Regions from separate parts of the Homo sapiens genome. Here region 2 is linked to region 1. A link is an interaction called in ENCODE POLR2A ChIA-PET data of the cell type or tissue named here. Cell type or tissue: MCF 10A. All regions are shown on one strand.

Region 1 (4,000 bases):
CAAACTGTGGATTCTGGGTTTTTAGGTTTTATGATTCTAAATCCAGTGTTTATGTATCCTGCTGAGGTCAACTACCTAAAGATTATTATTTTAAGAAAAAAAAAGAGCTTAAACGATTAACATCAGTATTAAAAATCTTAATATACAAGGAGCACTACATCTTTGTCAAGATGCTTTTAATTTTTCCTCATAAACCTTATAAATGGATGACTGACTCACACAATCTTTGCAAACAATAGGCTGCGCCTGGTGGCTCATACTTGTAATCCCAGCACTTTGGGAGGCAGAGATGAGCTTGGTCAACATGGTGAAACCCTGTCTACTAAAAACACAAAAAAAAATTAGCCGGGCATGGTGGCATGCACCTGTAATCCCAGCTACTCGGGAGGCTGAGGCAGCAGAATCAGAATCACTTGAACCCAGGAGACAGAGGTTGTAGTGAGCCGAGATCACCCCACTACTGCACTTCAGGCTGGTGACAGAGTGAGACTCTATCAAAATAAATAAATAAATAAATAAAACCCTACAGGTTCTAATTAGAGATGACACTATGGGGCTCACTTGATTTACCTGAACTCCTCTGACTTCAGGGAAAAAGCACATATATTAAAAACATGTTATGTTGCTTTAAATGACTATGGAAATACAGCTTAAGCTGAACTAAGTGAACAAGGACAAGACAAGGTATTTGGTCCATAAATGTAATCAGCCCAATCAAAAACGCCTCGTAAATATGTATTTGTAACAAAATGTGTTCTGGAACATTCCAAAACTAAATGATCTCTCAACTACTATATCCATTTATCCTTTACTAACACAAATTATTATGCGATTACAGGATTACAAACAACTTTTTTTTTTTTTTTTTGAGACGGAGTCTCATTGGGTCGCCCAGGCTAGAGTGCACTGGCACAATCTCGGCTCACTGCAACCTCCGCCTCCCGGGTTCAAGCAGTTCTGCCTCAGCCTCCTGAGTAGCTGATTACAGGCGCGTGCCACCATGCCCGACTAATTTTTGTATTTTCAGTAGAGACGGGGTTTCACCATGTTGGTCAGGCTGGTCTCAAACTCCTGACCTTGTGATCCACCCGCCTCGGCCTCCCAAAGTGCTGGGATTACAGGCGTAAGCCACCGCGCCCGGCAAAACAACTATTAAATTCGCAATTAGTGGAGACCCTTCAACTTCAAATACCTTCTCAGAAGCATTCTGAGTTGGTTTCAGCTTCCCTTTTGCCATGAGCATGGCATTAATCTTGGCAGCCACAGCAGCAGCAGCATCCAAGGCTCCTGAAGGAGCAGCTGTGGTGCCCCCAGGACTTCCCCCACTGCTGGTGACCTCCCCACCTGGGGCCGCTGGCGGGAGGAAGAGAAGTGGGGCTGGAGCTGGTTGGTCCCATTTGCTGCGGCGCCTACATGGAGAAAAAGGAAAACATTAGGCCCCAAAGCTTTCGTGTATGTTATTCTTTCCTTACTACGCCTTAGCACCCCATTTTCCCTCTATTATATTCCATTTACACCTCCGAATCACCTTCCAAATCTAAAACTCCCCTCTCCTTAAACAATTATTGCTTATTTAACAAACCCCCACTTTCAACCCTTCCCCAAAATCTTTCGTTTCTACTGTCACCTATATCGAAAGACTCCACTCTATCCTACACGCTCTAGTTTACGCCTTCCCCTTGGCTCGCCCTTCCAAAAGTCCCCGTTTGCCTCCTCCCTCGGATCCCCGCCGGCCCTTTAAGGGCCCCAGGCCTGCTCAAGATCCTTCTCCCCAAACGTCCAGCCCTTTACTTCCCACTTAAGGACCCTTCCACCCTATACGCAGCTTCTCAGGGTCCCTCCGCCTCTCCTGCGCCCCAGTGCTCGCTCCGATGCCCTCGCCCCTGAAGCCGTACCCGCCAGCTCCAGGATGTGTCGCGCTCCCCGCGGACATGGCGACCGCTTCTACTCAACCACCCGCCAACTATCCGACTACCACCTCTCGTCACTTCCGCCCCCAACGTTCTTACGCACAGCCTCTTCCGGTCGTGGGGCCGAGCGGTTCCGGTGAAAATGTCGATTCCGATTGGACTCTCGATGATTTAAAGGCATCTGGCGTTTCTGAGGCAGGTAGGGTGTGATCTTCCGGGTTGCGCCTTAACCTTAAGAAAGATGGCTGCTGTGCCTACTATAAATGCGGAATCGGGGCTAGCTGAATCCATCTTTATCGTGGGCATGTTGTTAGACTAGAAGACAATATGCATGAGTCAGGAGATTAAACAGGTTTCTCCTCAAATTCCGCTACGTTTGTGTTGAGTCCTAGTTTCTGTCTGGGGAGACAGCCTTCCCGCGGCTTTTGCCCGTTTCACGTTTCTGTTACTTAGGAAAAGGAAAAGGATTCGTTGCAAAGATCATTTGGAGAATTTCTCTGTTTGTTTGCTTCATTTCTGTGCACCAAGCAGGGAATATAAAAATAAAAAGATGAATAAGCCGCAGGCCCTGCCATTCTGGTACTCTCAATGTGGCAAGGCAGGTACGCAGGCAAATATGTATGATAGAGTTGTATATTAAGCAAAGGTCGAAGAAGATAAGCTGCTCATCTTGCTGGAGCGTTTAAGAATGGGACGCTAAAAAGCCGGTTGAGTACTGGAGAGGCGATCAAGCATAGGTTATGGAGCACCCTGTTCTGGCATCTGTGTACTTAACGGTTGAGCTGGCTGGAGTGGGAGGCCAGAAGATGAAAGGCCTTGAATGCTATGCTGAGGAGTTTGAGTTGATTCTGTAGGCTAAAGGTTTCTTTTTTTTTTTTTTTTTTTTTTTTGAGACAGTTTCGCTCCGTCACCCAGGCTGAAGTGCAATGACGCGATCTCGGCTAACCACTCTCCGCCTCCCGGGTTCAAACGATTCTCCTGCCTTAGCCTCCCAAGTAGCTGGGATCACAGGTGCCCGCCACCACGCCCAGCTAATTTTTTGTTGTTGTTGTTTTGTATTTTTAGTAGAGACACAGTTTAGCCATGTTGGCCAGCCTGGTCTCAAACTCCTGACCTCAGGTGATCCACCCGCCTCGGCCTCCCGAAGTGGTAGGATTACAGGCGTGAGCCACCGCGCCCTGCCGAGGCTAAAGGTTTCTAACCTTTAGGATGTCTTGGAGCTTCAATGAGTCTCCTGATCCTCCCACCTCAGCCTCTGAAGTAGCTGGGACTACAAGCACGGGCCACCACACCTGGCTTTTTTTTTTTTTTTTTAAGAGACCGGGGTGGTAGGGGGTGCGGGGGTGGGGGGTGTCTTACTATTTTGCCTAGGCTGGTCTCAAACTCCTGGGCTCAACCGATCCTACCACCTCGGCCTCCCCAAAGTGCCCCTTTTCCTCTTCTCCCCAAAACACAATGCTGTTGGGATTCTGATTGAAATTACATTATTTATTATATTTGTCATTTTAAAAAATTTGTGATGTAACTCCTATGCCATAAATTTACCCTTTTTAAAGAGTAAATTTAAGTGCACAATTCAGTGTTTTTTAGTGTGTCCACAAGATTGTGCCACAATCATCATTATCTAATTCCAGATTATTTTCATCACCCCAAAAAGAAACCCCTCACCTGTTAACAGTCACTTCACATTTCTCTTGCCCCGCAAGACATGGGCTACCACTAATCTACTGTTTCTCTGGATTTACCTATTTTACACATTTTATATAAATGGAATTATACAATGTGTGACCTTTTGTATCTGGCTTCTTTCACTTACAGTGTTTTCAAAGTTTATTCATGTTGTAGCATATGTCAGAACTTCATTTTTTTATCACTGAATAAACTTCATTCTTTTTTATCACTGAATTTCTTTTCCATTGGATGTATAGACCACAATTTATCCATTCATCCATTGATTAACATTTGAGTTGTTTCCACCTCTTGGGTATTGTAAGTAGTGCTGCTGTGAACATTCACAAGTATTTAAGTATCTGTTTTTAATTCTTTAGGGTTTACATGTAGAAGCAGAATTGCTAGGTCATATGGACATC
Region 2 (4,000 bases), 55 kb after region 1:
AGCCATGGCAGAACGTGGATTGTGAAGACTTCATGGACATTTATTAGTTCCCCAAATTAATACTTTTATAATTTCCTATACCTGTCTTTACTGCAATCTTGGAACATAAAATTGTGAAGATTTCATGGACACTTACCACTTCCCCAATCAATACCCTTGTGATTTCCTATGCCTGTCTTTACTTTACTTTCTTAATCCTGTCAGCTGAGGAGGATGTATGTCGCCTCAGGACTCTGTGATAATTGCGTTAACTGCACAAATTGTACAGCATGTGTGTTTGAACAATATGAAATGTGGGCACCTTGAAAAAAGAACAGGATAACAGCAATTGTTCAGGGAATAAGAGAGATAACCTTAAACTCTGACCACCGGTGAGCCGGGTGGAACAGAGCCATATTTCTCTTCTTTCAAAAGCAAATGGGAGAAATATCGCTGAATTCTTTTTCTCAGCAAGGAACATCCCTGAGAAAGAGAATGCACCCCTGAGGGTGGGTCTATAAATGGCCCCCTTGGGTGTGGCCGTCTTCTATGGTCCAGACTGTAGGGATGAAATAAACCCTAGTCTCCCATAGTGCTCCCAGGCTTATTAGGAAGAGAAAATTCCCGCCTAATAAATTTTGGTCAGACCGGTTGCTCTCAAAACCCTGTCTCCTGATAAGATGTTACCAATAACAATGGTGCCCGAAACTTCATTAGCAATTTTAATTTCGCCCTGGTCCTCTGGTCCTGTGATCTCGCCCTGCCTCCATTTGCCTTGTGATATTCTATTACCTTGTGAAGTACGTGATCTTTGTGACCCACACCCTATTCGTACACTCCGTCCCCTTTTGAAAGTCCCTAATAAAACCTTACCGGTTTTGCGGCTTGTGGGGCATCACGGAACCTACCGACATGTGATGTCTCCCCCGGATGCCCAGCTTTAAAATTTCTCTCTTTTGTACTCTGTCCCTTTATTTATCAAACTGGCCAACGCTTAGGGAAAATAGAAAAGAACCCACATGACTATCGGGGCAGGTTCCCCAATAGTGTGGTGGCAGGCGCCTGTAATCCAAGCTGCTTGGGAGGCTGAGGCAGGAAAATAACTTGATCCCAGGAGGCAGAGGTTGCAGTGAGCCAAGATCGCGCCACTGCACTCCAGCCTGGGCAACAGAGGGAGACCCTGTCTCAAAATACATAAGTAAATAAATAAATAAATAAGTTCAGCTCCAAATTGGGGAAATGTGGGGTCCACAGAAAGAAGTGGTTATAATTACTAGGGGAACAGGGCCCTTTTACTGAGAGAGGAACACATACACCCTCATCAACACAGAGGCACCGACACAGAAAGGAAGAAACAGAGTCTTGGAGAAAGAGACAGAGGCAGGGTACCCGGAGTCAGGGACAGAGCACACAGACCCAGGGGAGCAGACAGAGGTGCATAGACGATAGATTCCCATTCGCTCAGATGGAGCCAGAGCAATGCCCGGGCACAGAGAGACCCAGCAGCTGGCAGAACAGAGGAGACGTAGGATAGAATGGTGGCTAGACAGGCGAGGGGCAGGAGAGGAGGAGCAAGGCAGGGGCCTTCATGGGGATCTGTCTGTCCGTACCAGCCGGGAGGCGTAGCCACCCTGGTGCTGCAGTCCCAGAAAGGTGTCCAGTCCTTCTCGGATCTGCAGGAAGAGGGCCTCCTTGGGGCCTGGGCATCCCGATGCTTGCAGTCTCCTCCTGAAACACACATCGCCACCACTACCGTCTGTATCCAGTGGCCAGTGACGGGCACCAGGGAGGAACACTGCCTCGCCTCAGCCCAGCCCTGTTGCTTGCCCCCAGCCCAGCCCTTCCTGTTGGCATAAGCACAGCCCAGACCCAAACTGGTCCTACTTTGGGGCTCTGCTTTGCCAGGGCTGCAGAGTTGGCTGTGGGCAAGAGTGGCCCCTGCTGGTCAAAGGGCAGTACTGCCTCCAGAAGAAAGCCAGGGTTCAGGGGAAGGCGAACAGCAAGAGCAAGCTGAATTCTCCCTCCTTGCCTGGTTGCTGATGCCAACCTTTGCCCCTGCTCAGCCAAATAGTGCACTCAGGACTCCCTTCCCTCTCTAACCAAGGGGCAGAATTAATGCCTGACTGTGAAAGGTGGGTGACACTTGAAAGACCCTGAGATACAGTTGGTGCCACATAAGGGGGGCCCAGGCATTTGGGCATCTCTGCTTTCAGCCAGCTACCCTTAGGAAGGTGCCATGAGCCCTGCAGGCATTGCTTCTCATCTGAGTTCCCACCCAAGCCAGTTCAGGGACAAGGCCCAGGGTCCTCTCCCCTCACTGAAACCAGCCAGCCCTGCCCGGGAGCTAGGGAAGGTTGGTTCACTCACCAGAGCTAAAGGAACTTGTTCAAGGGGACCATTGTCAAAGCAGAGAGACAGTGCCCTTCCATGGCCAGCAGCCCCTACAATGTTCACTCACACTGAACTCTTCATGCTGACCCCCGGACCTTCTCTTTCTGACTTCCTCTGACTTTGGGGAAGTGGTCAGGGGTTTTCCAAGGGAGGGGGAAGAGATGATCTCTCTGCTCCAGTCCACCAAGCCTATGCAGAAGTCTGAGCAAGAACAACTGATCTCATGTGGCAATGCGGGACCATGAGTTAATCCAAGACATCCTGGGTTGTCCTCAGCCTGCAACCAAAAGCCCGGCAAAGGCCTGGCAATGGGGCAGGCCAAATGTCCCAACCGTGAGACCACCTCTCTCAAGAAATCTCTGAAAGTTCTTTGGGCCTCAGTTTCCTTATCTGTAAAATGAGGAGATTGTGCCATATGCTCTCTGAGTTCCTTTGTGGTTCTATTACACCATTATGTGGTTCTATGAAACCCACCGTGGGAGGCAGAAGCAAGAAGATCCAGTGTCCTGATACTCCCCCTGACTCCACACCTCCCTCCCACTCCCACCCTCAGTCTTCCCTGAGAGAAGGAGGTAAGAGCCACTGTGGAGAGGCATATTTTGGAAGGCAGCATCCATCCTCCCCCAAAGGCCCACAAATGGGATTGAGCTCTGGTTCTCCAGGGAAAGGACTGAGGGCCCAGGTCTCCTTGATTCTTGTTGTTCTTCGGATGGTTGTCTCTTGAGGGAGATGACTAGAGAGTTATCTAGTTCCTTCCCACTTTCCCATTTTCTCCAAGGTCTAGGCCTGGAAGGAAGGAGGTACAGGAGGTCCCCTGGGGGCTTACGTATTCAGTGGGCCCTCGAGCTCCCTGCCAGGCCCCCAACTATGTCTTCTGAAGACGTCTTTGTTTTCGGCCGTGGGCCCGGAAAGCCCCTGACCTTTGGAGGGGTACAGCATGCGAGCCATTCCCCTCCTTTATTTCCCCATCTCTTCTTCCTCCAGTTGTTCTCTGGATTCAACTGCAGAAAGGCAGAGGCCAGTGTGGCCTCACGGGCACCTTGTCTCCACCTGCTCAGAACACGTCTGGGACGGCTCTGTTCGTGGGAGACACACACAGACCAGTCTGCGTCAGCAGGAAATAAGAGTGAGCAGGGTTCTAGAACTCTGAAACCTTGGGACTAGAAGTGTGTCACAGTCAGCTGGACTTAGGAGTGCCTAGCCACCACTCACTTTACTGAGACACATAACTGGATAATGTGTCACATTGTGACACATTGTGACCTCAGGGTCACATTGTGACACATTGTGACCTCAGGGTCACATTGTGAATTAGCTGCAGACTCAAGGCTAGAACTTAGGTTTTCTGGATCCCAGTTCAGTGTCCTTTCTAGTACATAAAGAGATCCTCATTGTCTCCTTCTTATTCCATTTACTGAGGACTTATATAGCAGAAAGCCAAGCAAAGAGAAATAGATATTGTTCCTATCCTCAAGGAATCAGAGTCTAGTGAGTGGGTGAGTGTGTGTGTGTGTGTGTGAACAAGCAAAAGAACAAATCACAGATGACTCCATAACTGGCTCACATATGCCAAATGCCACAAGAGAAGTTTCAACAAAAGGCTTTAGGCTGTTAAAGGAGTGAGGGCACG

Evidence for each region. Peaks named below come from ENCODE experiments on the same cell type or tissue, not always from the same donor. Only the 100,000 strongest peaks of a DNase experiment are listed, where the experiment ranks them.
Region 2: POLR2A ChIA-PET joins it to region 1 with 12 read pairs; 35 of 35 experiments call an interaction of 5 or more read pairs at or near these places.

What each region holds. Positions count from the first base shown.
Region 1 is chr1:155,932,441-155,936,440 of GRCh38, forward strand. It overlaps KHDC4 (KH domain containing 4, pre-mRNA splicing factor), which reads right to left and starts at 1,973. Exons shown (of 14, transcript NM_014949.4): 1 at 1,896-1,973; 2 at 1,193-1,409. The coding sequence starts at 1,933. LOC107985207 (a long non-coding RNA gene) reads left to right here and starts at 2,028. Exons shown (of 2, transcript XR_001738244.2): 1 at 2,028-2,109; 2 at 2,808-3,815. RefSeq lists enhancers at 1,479-2,678, 1,534-2,100, 1,640-1,949, 2,050-2,209. In MCF 10A, no CTCF peak of the experiment used is centred here; a DNase peak (open chromatin) is centred at 2,061.
Region 2 is chr1:155,987,645-155,991,644 of GRCh38, forward strand. It overlaps ARHGEF2-AS1 (ARHGEF2 antisense RNA 1), which reads left to right and starts at 3,730. Exons shown (of 2, transcript XR_001738248.2): 1 at 3,730-3,866. RefSeq lists enhancers at 1,626-1,705, 2,576-2,645. In MCF 10A, a CTCF peak has its summit at 1,920 (motif pointing left); a DNase peak (open chromatin) is centred at 1,887.